Linked DNA regions of Homo sapiens: region 2 is linked to region 1. Evidence: chromatin contacts called from ENCODE Hi-C data. All regions are on one chromosome and are shown on one strand. The core of a region is the stretch at or near the end of the contact, and the rest is flanking DNA. Distances in the headings are between cores, read along the strand shown. Region 1 overlaps MECOM (MDS1 and EVI1 complex locus). Region 2 overlaps MECOM (MDS1 and EVI1 complex locus).

What was found. A loop is a pair of places that touch in the nucleus more often than their neighbours do.
Region 2: a map of Caco-2 shows a loop between it and region 1 (5-fold over the local background). The contact joins two enhancer-like sites. A Hi-C loop is called at or near these places in 3 of 168 maps with a recorded cell type or tissue (Caco-2, MCF 10A and endothelial cell of umbilical vein).

What each region holds. Positions count from the first base shown.
Region 1 is chr3:169,295,297-169,301,378 of GRCh38, reverse strand. The region is part of intron 2 of MECOM (MDS1 and EVI1 complex locus); the gene reads left to right. Among named protein-coding and RNA genes, the nearest start is that of MECOM-AS1, 150 kb to the left of the region's middle. Within about 2 kb of position 2,600, at least 2 of the 41 ENCODE cell types and tissues checked have a DNase peak (open chromatin) inside an H3K27ac peak, as active enhancers do.
Region 2 is chr3:169,571,742-169,577,823 of GRCh38, reverse strand. The region is part of intron 1 of MECOM (MDS1 and EVI1 complex locus); the gene reads left to right. Among named protein-coding and RNA genes, the nearest start is that of MECOM, 89 kb to the left of the region's middle. Within about 2 kb of position 2,404, at least 3 of the 41 ENCODE cell types and tissues checked have a DNase peak (open chromatin) inside an H3K27ac peak, as active enhancers do.

The DNA of each region.
Region 1 (6,082 bases), core at 1,351-3,850:
TCCCTAGAGTGGATTGGGTGGCATCTTGCTTCACATGATATGAATCATACATTTTCCTTCTATTCAGATCTCTGTATTTCTATAATCACTTTGTCAACTTTAAGAAGGAGAGGAAAATGTTTTGATTGGAGGAATAAAGTCTGTTCAGGTTAGACATAATCTAGTCAGACACTCACCTTGTGCAGCTGTTTCACTTTCAGAGAATAATCATAACATTGTGTAGAATGATGATGAGATATGTTATTATCTAACAGAATCGCGCCGATATTTAATTAATTCCACATTAGCCAACTAACATGTTAAAAGAGAGCTGTGGCTAAGGTTTAAATACTGAACCCACAATATAGAAACAGAGCTAAGAAAGATTGCTTCAAGTTAATTCAGTAACTAGTGACAGCACGAGAAACAGAACTAAAAGTTCATGTCTTAGTTTAGGGCCACTTATTGAGCGAAGCCTTGACAAATCATAATATAACCCAACAAGGTGTTGGAGTGGCTATAAAAGCTAATAGAACCCCAGGCTCCAGTATAGAAGTACAGTGACCTGATTTAATGGGGTAATGGTTAGCTCTGTTGTACTCTCCTCTGGTTGGAACCCGTTTGGGTTATCGTCTTTGTTTGGGGACACTATGTTTTGAGAGAGAGATTCATGAACTAGAAAGCTTCCAAAGAAAGGGCACAAAGATAGCAAGAAGTGAGATCATGTCAATAAATGGAAGGACCTAAGGATATTTTAGAAGAGAACACTTAGAAGGTACATGAGGACTAGCTTCAAATATCTGAAGGGCTGTCATGTGCTACCATGATTAGACTTGTTCATTGTTTTTACATCAGCAGGTGTGAAATTAAGACTATGAGTCTAAAACTTTAAGAGGGTATAGAACATTTGAACAATTATAACTGTTTTGAGTCAACTGGGTTAACTAAAATGTTGTGAGATAGTATAACCATAGGTATTTGATAAACGCCGCAAGATCATTTTATAAATGTTTTCTATTTGAATGATTTATAAGAGAGGCTATCATCTAAGATTCTAAGGTTTCTTCTTAGTATGTAAATTATGATTATTTACTATAAAATATCATTCATTTTCTTACTGTGAGAGCAGAAATTCAATCTTTAGTGGCTTGCATTCTCTTTATTAACAGAGTCAAATCTGTAATTATGACAGTGGGCTAGGCTGCTCTTAAACAAAGGTTATGACTTCATGGCAATAGGCTGAGGGCCAAGAGATAATAATCTTAGGCTGACATAAATCTGAAACAATCCATGAAATTGTTGAAAAACATTATCAGAGTGCACTCAGTTAGGCTCACCTCTGAAGCACAGCACAAACAATGAGTCCCTTAAGTTTTGCAAGGTTTCTATGAGGGACTCGTGGCTGTCTCAGACATGTGAGGGAGTGGAGGGGAAAGGAAAGTGAAATGATATGGAAGGAATCAAGAATCAAGAGCTTTGTGACATCAATACTTATCCACATTCATAGTGAAGGCTCTCTCCAGCCTATTTGTAAAAAAAATTATGCAATTTGTTTATTTTTATATTTGATTTCTTTGTGGGGCAAAGAGCAGGAGACCAAATAGCATCAGAACTTGAGGTACATTAACCAGAAAAAATGTTTAGCTATTCTAGTGAATACACAGTTTGAATGAAAATGTGGTCATTAAAATTCCATAGTGGCTGAGCAGTGTGCTGATATATATGGAATTATGCATATGGAATGGGGCTGTGATTCATGAAGTTCAGTAGAAAAGAGCTCTGTAGATCAGATTCCGGGTTCAGGGGACTTTGAGATGGGGTCTGTCTGGTCTGACTGGGGTGAACTTTACTTTGAAAGGTCTTGAGTGATTTGCTGAAGGAAAAGCTGTTAGTAAATGATACAATGGCGACTCAAACCCAAATCGGGTGACCTAATCTTATACTCCAGGCCTAATCTTTACTTAATTTTATTCCAAGAACATTTTGATCCTGGTAGAATCAGGTGAGGAAGGAAGAGCAACCACAGCCTGGGCGGGAAGGAAAATCTTGAGGAGCTCTGGCGTGGGTGTGCACTGGGTGGGGAACCCAGCCCCTCCTCTTGGCCTCGGTTTGGGCGGCGGGTTTACAGTCTTCATGCTGGGAGAGCTGCTTTTTGAACCATCTGTCTGCAATAAACGGGCCTCCTGAGTGTGGTGTCTTGGGCTCTAATCCTTGAGTAATGACTATAGGTGGAAATTGTCTCTGAGGCAATTCCTAGTGAGAACTAGGAGTTCTAGGAAGGATCTATTTGTTAAAAATCAGCCAACAGCAATTTTCCCTTTAACTGTCTTCTCTGAGTCTTTGCTCCTTAAATATTCATGAAACTTGCAGTGATTTCAGATTAAAGATCTCTCCAAGATAAGTAGTTCCCAGAATCTTATATCCATGGTGGTATCTGGATTCGTTTCTAAGTTTCCCCTATTATAGTTCGAAATCCCTTTGCAAAGCTTGTATTGCTTTCATTTACTGAAAATGAACAATGCTGAGGCAGGACCCAAAGGACATTAAAACCCCATTATAGTTCACTTCCTGAAACCACACATTCGGTCATCCTGCAGGTAAAATCACTTCCCCGTGCGTACAGGGGAGTGTAGTGTTTCCTCCTCAGTGCAGCTGCAATGTCTCTAAACTGGTGTCTTTACTAAGAGTTTGTTGAATGAATAAATAAATTCAGATTATTTCATGTCCCAAGTCTTCTTGTGATTGAATTTGATTCTTAGAATGGAGATGGAATCCATGTGACACATTCTATTCTAAGTATCTTCAAATCATTACAGTACCCTAGGGCCAAATTCAATCTTTGATTTGAATTAAATACTAATATAATTTAATTAAATACTAGAATTATAGTATAAGGAGATATGTATATATAAATAGATGGAAATATTAATAGATGTCAAAATATGGTTTATATTATATTATATATGAAATGTTATCAATATAAAGACACATTTCTCTCTGCATCTTCATATTGATAACATTTAATATACATATCTCATTTAATATATAACATTTAATACATATGTATCTTTGTATGTAAAGAGAGAACCATATGTGTCTTCATATTGATAACATTTAATATGGTGTATATTAAGAAGTATTTTTATATCGATTTCCATTCTGTTTTATTCTTTGTAAAGTAGAAGGCATATAAATACAGATACCATAAAGCTAATCCACTCCGTAAATAAAAGACATTTTTATAACACAGAGATTTTTCCAAGAAGGAAATTGGTTCTTCTCCCACCCTCTAAATTGCTCTTTATTAAAAAGAAATGTGTTTGTTCAGGTTTATTTCTCCCGATGCTGGATGATAATATTGCCGTGGATGATGTATAATCAGTTTTTATGGTGATGTTCCCACAAAAGGAGTGGTTTGGAAGTGAACAAGTTACTCTATGGTATATTCAAAATTCTCCTTTTGTCATGTTAGGCACTTCTCCTACTCTGTTTCTGTTTATGGTATCAAATCACAAGGACCTTATGTAAAACTTATTTCAAACATTTGAGATTTTAGCACACTTTTCAGATTATTACTTGAAACTCTCCTGAAAGTTTGCACATTTGCCATGAGGAAGAATTTAATAACAACACAAGAGTCTTGTGGCTCTCTGACTTTTGTCTTTCTGAGGTATTCTTTCCTCTTAAGCTAAGCTGATCAGTCAAGATTATCATTGACGTTTACATTGAGATAGAAAAAATGATTTTTTTTAAAATAATATTTTTTTAATAATTACCAGCAGCATTTGAGTCAGAAGAGATACCTCAAGCTGAACTGTGTGGTAGGTTCCTGACCTGCCTCAGTGCTGTTGCTTCTGTTAAAAAAAAAAAATCAGTTGTAACAAACCCAGGCAAAACAACCTTACATGGTCAATAGAATTTTTAATTGCAAAGATTTCCTCTGACGTGAGTGTTAATGAATGTCAAAGCAATAACATAAAAAGACATTACTTGTTTAATGATTGATAGAATAAGAAAAACACAAGGTCTTTTGTCAGATAAATGACTACTGTTTGGTGTTCCTTTACCTCAGGAGTATCAAAAGTGATCTCAGATAGGCAATAATAGCCCAGGAGCTAAGGCAGCAAGTATGATGTAGCCTGTTAGATTATAACCAAAGGAGGAAGGCTAATTAATTTGTATCAGTGTACTTGTTTTCTCACATGGCAATTTTGACATACTTTAGCATTTTTGGTTTGTTTGGATCCTTCATTGAAACTTTCTGAAGAATTTAAATAAGCATGTAAAATTTTATGGGACTGGCTTTGTCTATCTGCAGTGCAGGTGTATTACTAAAGACAATTTAATTATTGCTCCAAATTGTTGAAAGAGCACAGCTGGTGGTGTTTGGTTTTGTACAGATGTTGTTGTGACACAGATCTATAACATGAAATGACAATGGTGACATCTAACAATTGCAAAGTAATAGCCACCAATGAGTTTTGTTTTTCTAAGCTATAGTTTACACCTCTGGGGTGTCTAATATTTGCTATGATATGCTCTTTGCATGCTTAAAGAATTAATGGTGACATATTCTGTATGATTAAAACAAACTTTGCACCATGTTTACGAGTATGAGAAGCATTGTAGGTCAGTTCTCAGGTTCATCTCAGGCAAAACACCTTTAAGTTTCAAAAGTGCCAAGTCTATTCCTGTTATTTATTTTCCTCACTCCTTTATTACTATAATTCCATTACTTCTTTGTGAATCAAGTCATGTTATGCTCCTTGTAACTGGCTCTGGGAAAAGCTGGTAAACAATCTTTAGGGGAACTAGGCGTGGATTTCAGTTGAAAACTCTGCCCATGTAGCTAATTCCTATTTGCTCAGAATGCCCTGAGTTTACTGATGGTCTACAAAGAACTTGTGTGGATGTAATCTTGCTGGCAAATCCACAATACAACATAATCATGGCTTCTTACAGAGCAAGTTTATTGCAGCTGTTGAGGGACCATAACTAAACCTTCCTTCTGCGTCCACCAGCCTGCCGCCAAGAATATTTCTTTGGCGTTCTTGCTCTTCTCACTCCCACTCACTCTGTTCTCACAGATCTGGGAGTGTTATAGGATGCCACTTGTCTGTCCTGCTGATTTTCTCATGTCCTGCCTGAAAACTTAACCTAAGATCATTGTTGTGAGTAAGAGGGCAATGACTTAGGAGTCCCATAGCTGGAGGGGGAAAGCAAGGGCCACTACAGACTGCTGGGGAGGCATCTATGTGGGTCTGGTCAAAAAAGTGACTTGAGAATGGTGAGGCTCAGGTTTCATTTCCCTTTTCACTCATCAGGTGTTTAAGTTACTGGAACCTATTCTTGAGTGCTAAAGGTGTTCTATCTGAACAGACTATGGTTGAATCAGGCCAGAGCAAGGTCAGTTGGTTCAACCAATATGTTACTGTTGTATGAGAGCTGAAAGGCCTGAAAAAGGAAAACAAACAAGCAAACAAACCATCAAACAAAACCTCACTTTCTTCCTCCACTTGTCCATGAATATACTTGTGATTGTAATACTTGTTTTTTATTCTCTTTGTGCAGTCATTTCTAAAGTTCTGTGAAAAGGTGTCTTTGCTTTGTTTTGTTTTGGTGGAGGTAGAGAGCAGCACGGGCAATGTCCCTGGTACAATTTACCCAGAAACTGAGTATTTATGTTGACTTTAAGGAGAAGAAGAAGAAATGAAGTTTTCCCCAGATATTTGAGGATAGGTAGGTAACATTGATGTTCAAACATAAAAAGAATTTGAGAGAATGCTACTAGTTTATTTTACCTTCTTGCAATGTTGTTTTAAAGGCATAATGGAAATGTTTTCTACAAGTACTATGCCCTACAATAAAGTAATTTAATTCATTTATAAAAATCTCAACTTTGAAATACTATATTGTATTTTGAAAGTGATATTGTACTTTTTAATGTTTTTTCATAATTATACATCATCATCTGAGACATTTCTGATACCACTTTATAATTTTAGAATAGCAGATTCAACTCAACCCTTTTAAAAATTTAGGTACATTGAAATTTGGGTATGCTGCCACCAGGTGGTGGCAAATCCTTCGAGTCACGTGTTAT
Region 2 (6,082 bases), core at 1,155-3,654, 280 kb before region 1:
CAGGTCCTCTGTAGAAATAACAAGTAGAGAAATTTCCAGAAGATGTACAATGAAATAGGGAGGAAGTGGAAAATACATGGAAAATATGCAAATTAGTCTGGCTGTGGCTGAGAGTTGCCCAATTTCAAAGAAGATTCTGAATCCAAATTTGAAGCCTTGTTGAATTATTTGAGCTTCTAGGCACTGTCGGATCATTCATTCATTCATTCATTTAACACCTCCATGGGGCCTAACACTATGAGTCTGGTCTTTTCTTTACCTTCTAACCATCCATCTGGTGTTCAGTAAAGGCGACCATAGAAAAGCCAACTTTTTAGTGTTTACAGCAGTTTTGGAGAAAAAAAAAAAAAGGCAACTTTTCGGGGTTTTAGCCAGCTGTCTTGTAGATTCACTTAGGTTCATGAAAGTTTGGAATGAAGAGAGTTAGATGGCTAGTGTAAACTCATTTTTATTAATTATAAAGCAGCTTGCAGCACAGGGTTTACTGATAAGCATCAGCAACAATGTCTTTTACTCAAAACATATTATCTGCTTCTCAATGCCAGGACTCTGATGACATAACAGCTTTTTAAGCACTTACTATGTGCTGGGCACTGTACTAAGTTTTCTTTATACGTTAACTCATTTCATCCTCACAATAACTCTGTGAAATAAGTTACTATTATTTTCCTCATATCTTTTTAACATGTGAGGAAACAGAGGTACAGAGATGTCAATTCACTTGCTTATAGTCACTCAGCTTAGAAGTGGCAAAACCAGGATTCAGACTCAGAAAACTTGGTTCCATGCTCTTTACCCTACACTAAACCATGTCTAAAGTAGCGTTAGCAAGTGAAGAAGTTGAGACCCCTAGCATATATCTATCTTGGCCCGGCCAGTGCTATGTCTACACAATGTCTAAATTGGTTATTTGATATTATATTAACTCCAAATCCCCAAACTTGTGAATGGCATTTATCACTCTTAACTCTCTCTCTCTCTCTCTGTGTGTGTGTGTGTGTGTGTGTGTGTGTGTGTGTGTGTGTGTAAAACAGGAAGTGAAATCCTGGAAAACAGACAATAAAATGAAATCCTGATCATGGACCTTGGATGCATCACTGAACCTTTCCAAGTTTCAACCCCACTCTCATACAGAGAAATACATTTTAAATGACTACCATAGTGCTTGGTACAGAGTATATGCTATTATGATTGAGAATGAGGTAGAGTGCTGAAGTTTAACTAGATAAATTAAGTAATTAGTGGCTTACCATTAGAGAATTCATTGTTGCAGAATGTTGGGAAGGTTGAGGAAGGCCATGTTTAATTGTAAGGTATGCATAACCTTCCTTACGCTGGCTGAATAAAAATTCCAATACCTTTTTTGATGTGCCACACTGTTCCAAGGCTTCTCTGGGACTTGGGGTGCATTTCATCTTGAACTATGAATTGCAGAGATTTTTATCGTCTTCTGTCACATACACAGCATCCTTTTATTGTGGTTTTTGATGCGTTAAATATGTTTTTATGGCCCCCTATGTCTATTGTGCCTAGCATACTGTTGGTACTTAATAAACGTTAAATAATAATAATATATGTGCATATGAGATGTGTGGAAAGGAATGACATACTGTTTTAAGGATCTGAGATTGTTCTTCTGGTGCCTGGGGAAAACATACAGATGAGCATGTTACTGGGAATAGATTAGAAGGAACCATCAATAGCAATGTCATCTCCCTAAAATATGATGTGGCTCTGTCAGCACAAATCATAAACTCCATCTCCTACCCTGCATCACTGTAGAAATCTAATGTGGAAAGTTGAATTCCTAGATTAATAGAAATGGGTATACAGGCACCTTAGAATTTTGCGAATTAACAAATGATGCTGTCTTTCTTGTGTATCAGTGAATTTGTACGGTTTACAGGGAAATGCTAGGCTGAGCTTTGGGTTTTTTGTTTTGTTTTTTTTTTAACTCTTAAGGGAACCTGTCCAGAGAGGTTTTGAGGGTGTTCTGCTTTATTTCCTTGGATGAAGAGGAGGGGCTCCAGATACTGTCTTTTCAGGGACTGTTTCCCCCCTTAACTGATATCTTTGTCAGTAAGGAGACACCTGCATCCGTGCAGTTCCACCAGTTGAACGACACACCACTTCACTAGTTCTCTTCCTTTCCCAGCTGGATGCAGCCCAGAATATCAGTTCTCTGCCTTGTGCCAAAAGCCTTCTAAGTCCAGTGTGGAGGTGTTTGTGTAAGATAAAAGCAGGACAAGGCGGCATCCCCGGACGGCTCATCTGTTTACATGTGTCATTTGGCTCAGCCCTGATTAGCTCATTAGCAAAGAAGGCAGGAAAACGAGCAACCCAGATTTGGTGATTCATCAGGTCTGTTCCTCTCTGGGGAGACAGTGCTGGCATTCTCTGCCAGTCTTCGGAGTGCCTGGTCTTTTTCAGTCCCCCAGGGTAGAGTTTGTTAAATGTATTTCTACCCCCGCAGGGCACACCTTCCCCTGCTGGAAAGACAGATGGCTTAGATTGAGAAAGGGAGTCACTGCTTTTAGTTGCTCCTTTTAAAAATCATTTTCTTTTCTGCATGCAGAAAACTTATTTTGATGGAGCCAATATTTAAGGCGAAGCTTTCTTATGGGCTGTGAAACTGAGGGTCTTTAATGCTTTTTATGTTTGAAGGTTCTATTCGAGAGGTTTTTGTGAGGACATAAATTACGGGTAGCAACAGGTATATTTTTCCCTTAGTACAAAGGCCAAGTGTAAGTTTTTTACTAGTTAAGAAGGGTCTGTTCTTTTCTTTTTGACCTTGATTTTTTAGCGATATTCTGCTTTGCCCCTGCTTCGGTTGTATTATTCCCTGACCCATCCAATTACCATTTCTATCAGCGCTTCGGAAAGATTATGCTTTTTGGGTGTTCTGTAGATGTCTTTCCAGTGGCTTCACTTGATGAATGTGACAAGTTTTGTGTTTTCTCCCTCCCCTCATTGAATTGAAAAGTTTTTTTTTTTTTTATAAATACAGGCCAATAAGTGCCCAAAGGCAGTGTTTCAATGGCTGCTAAGTCTTTCAAGGTTAGGACTTAACCTCCGTTCTCCCTAATTCAACTCCAACCTTCAGTCTGAAGCCAATCAAGAATATCAGATGATACTTAAACAATGAAGGATTTCTGATATTCAGGTACTGCCTCTGTTCAATAGGATTGCAAATTCTTTGTGTGAAGAAAGTCGGTTTTGCTCTAAAGTACCGTCACAAAAAGTGAAATTACCATTTGCTTGGAATGATGCCATTCATCATTGTCAGAATACTAAGCATTGTAAGTAGCTAGGCCTCTCCAAATTAATGCCTTGTTTTGCATCGGCTAAATTTCCCAAATCCTTGAGGATGGGTCATACAAAACTCATCTCACCATTTTAATTTATCAATCCAATATGAGTTCTGTGAAAGGGAGCTTCCTTCACTCTTAGCTCTTTTATTTACAGTCTAATTCTAAAAGAAAAGGAAATAAGATATGAAAATAAGTTGGAAAATAAGATAAATCTCTCGGTGAAATCACCAGATCTCAGTCCTGTAGCAAAACCTCCATAATTCATCTGTAGGTCAGCTCAAGGGATTAGCCATGACGTATTTGGAAATTCATTTATTTTTATTTTATTTTGCTGTTTCTTATGCATAAGGGTAATGCTGTCCCCAAGGCTTTTCAGGTAGCCCTCAAATCTTGACAACATTTGCTGTCTCTGAGGCCTAAGCCAAAATTAATTTTCAAATAAACAGCATAAAAATGTATGGAGTTGTATAAATTTGAATACAAAATGCATTTGTTTTGTTTGCTTACATACATACATACATACTGTCTGTTCAGCCAAAAACCATAATATCACATTGAAATTAATGGCCATATGCACATCATGAAAGTCAAAAAAGTTTTTCTTGAGTTAAAAAAATGCAGAACATGCAGCATTTTATTTCATTTCCAACTCAACGTGGTCTTTAACATATCTTCATAGGATGTGTTTTAATTGTTTATTTTTCCTAGAAGGAAATTTAAAAATCTTCCATAGGAAAAACTGGTACCTAGGAAATTGTATGGTTTTTATTAGTTCAAAAGATTCTGTTGCCTTGGGAGATATGAAGATATTTTCTTCTTGAAAGTTAAAAAAAAGGTAAACCAAATTATGCCGCTTGATTTCCTTCCTCTGATAAAAGATAGATAAAAGCAATGTAGAATTAAAATGGGATGAAATCCGCTAAGGTCTATATTGGGACTTCTTTTTGGTGGCTACAAGGAAAAGAAAAAAGGATTCTGTAGTTATACAAAGATAGTCCAGGAGGCAGGCAGTCTGGCTGACGGTATGCTGCTTCGGCTGCCGTCAGATACCTGCATCTATTCCTCACATGATGACCAGCCCACGGGAGCCTACAATATCATGAATGCCATAATTTCTCCCTTTCCAAGATTCCAGCCCTCAAAATGGTTTTTAAATATACTTCCACAAGGGGGCTTTGTGTACATTTACAAAATTTTTTGTTTGTATGCTTAGATGTTTCTTAAATATATTAAAAAATGAACTTCTTCCGAACAAGGCATGGAAGTTTCATTCGTTCGCCTTTTGAAATCTTTATTATGCAGAAAACAAAACCGGCTCCCTCCTCCTGTGTAGCCTCTGATGTGGAAGAGGTCTGTGAAAGCAGAGGGTGAGGGGGAGAAGCCTGGGAGCAGGAGCTGGTGTCCAGCCTGGCTAGGCTGCCCCTGGGGCGTGGATCTTTCAGCTGTATTTCAGCTTGTGGGGTGAAAGCTTCAACATGGCCCAGTTTTGATTGCCCAGCTGAAAATGGCTGTGTATGTGATAGCATTTTTTTTTTCTTATACTTTAAGTTCTGGGATACATGTGCAGAACGTGCAGGTTTGTTACAAAGGTATACACGTGCCATGGTGGTTTGCTGCACCCATCAACCTGTCATCTACATTAGGTATTTCTCCCAATGCTATCCCTCCCCTAGTCCCCCAACCCCCAACAGGCCCCGGTGTGTGATGTTGCCCTCCCTGTGTCCATGTGTTCTCATTGTTCAACTCCCACTTATGAGTGAGAATATATGCGATATTTGGTTTTCTGTTCCTGTGTTATTTTGCTGAGAATGATGATTTCCAGCTTCATCCATGTCCCTGCATCCTTTTTAATGGCTGCATAGTATTCCCTGGTGTACATGTGCCACATTTTCTTTAACCAGTCTATCATTGATGGGCATTTGGGTTGGTTCCAAGTCTTTGCTATTATGAATAGTGCTGCAATAAACATATGTGTGCATGTGTCTTTATAGCAGAATAATGTATAATCCTTTGGGTATATACCCAGCAATGGGATTGCTGGGTCAAATGGTATTTCTGGTTCTAGATCCTTGAGGAATCGCCACACTGTGTTTCACAATGGTTGAACTAATTTACAGTCCCACCAACAGTGTAAAAGTGTTCCTATTTCTCCACATCCTCTCCAGCATCTGTTGTTTCCTGACTTTTTAATGATTGCCATTCTAACTGGTATGAGATGGTATCTCATTGTGGTTTTGGTTTGCATTTCTCTAATGACCAGTGATGATAAGCTTTTTTTCATATGTTTGTTGGCTGCATAAATGTCTTCTTTTGAGAAATGTCTGTTCATATCATTCATCCACTTTTTGATGGGGTTGTTTGATAGTTTCTTGTAAATTTGTTTGGGTTCCTTATAGATTCTGGATATTAGCCCTTTGTCAGATGGATAGATTGCAAAAATGTTCTCACATTCTGTAGGTTGCCTGTTCACTCTGATGAAAGTTTCTTTTGCTGTGCAGAAACTCTTTAGTTTAATTAGATCCTATTTATCAATTTTGGCTTTTGTTGCCATTACTTTTGATGTTTTAGTCATGAAGTCTTTGACCATGCCTATGTCCTGAATGGTATTGCCTAGGTTTTCTTCTAGAGTTTTGTATGGTTTTAGGTCTCACGTTTAAGTTTTTAATCCATCTTTAGTTAATTTTGTATAAGGTGTAAGAAAGGGGTCCAGTTTCAGTTTTCTGCACGGCTAGCCAGTTTTCCCAACACCATTTATTAAATAGGGAATCCTT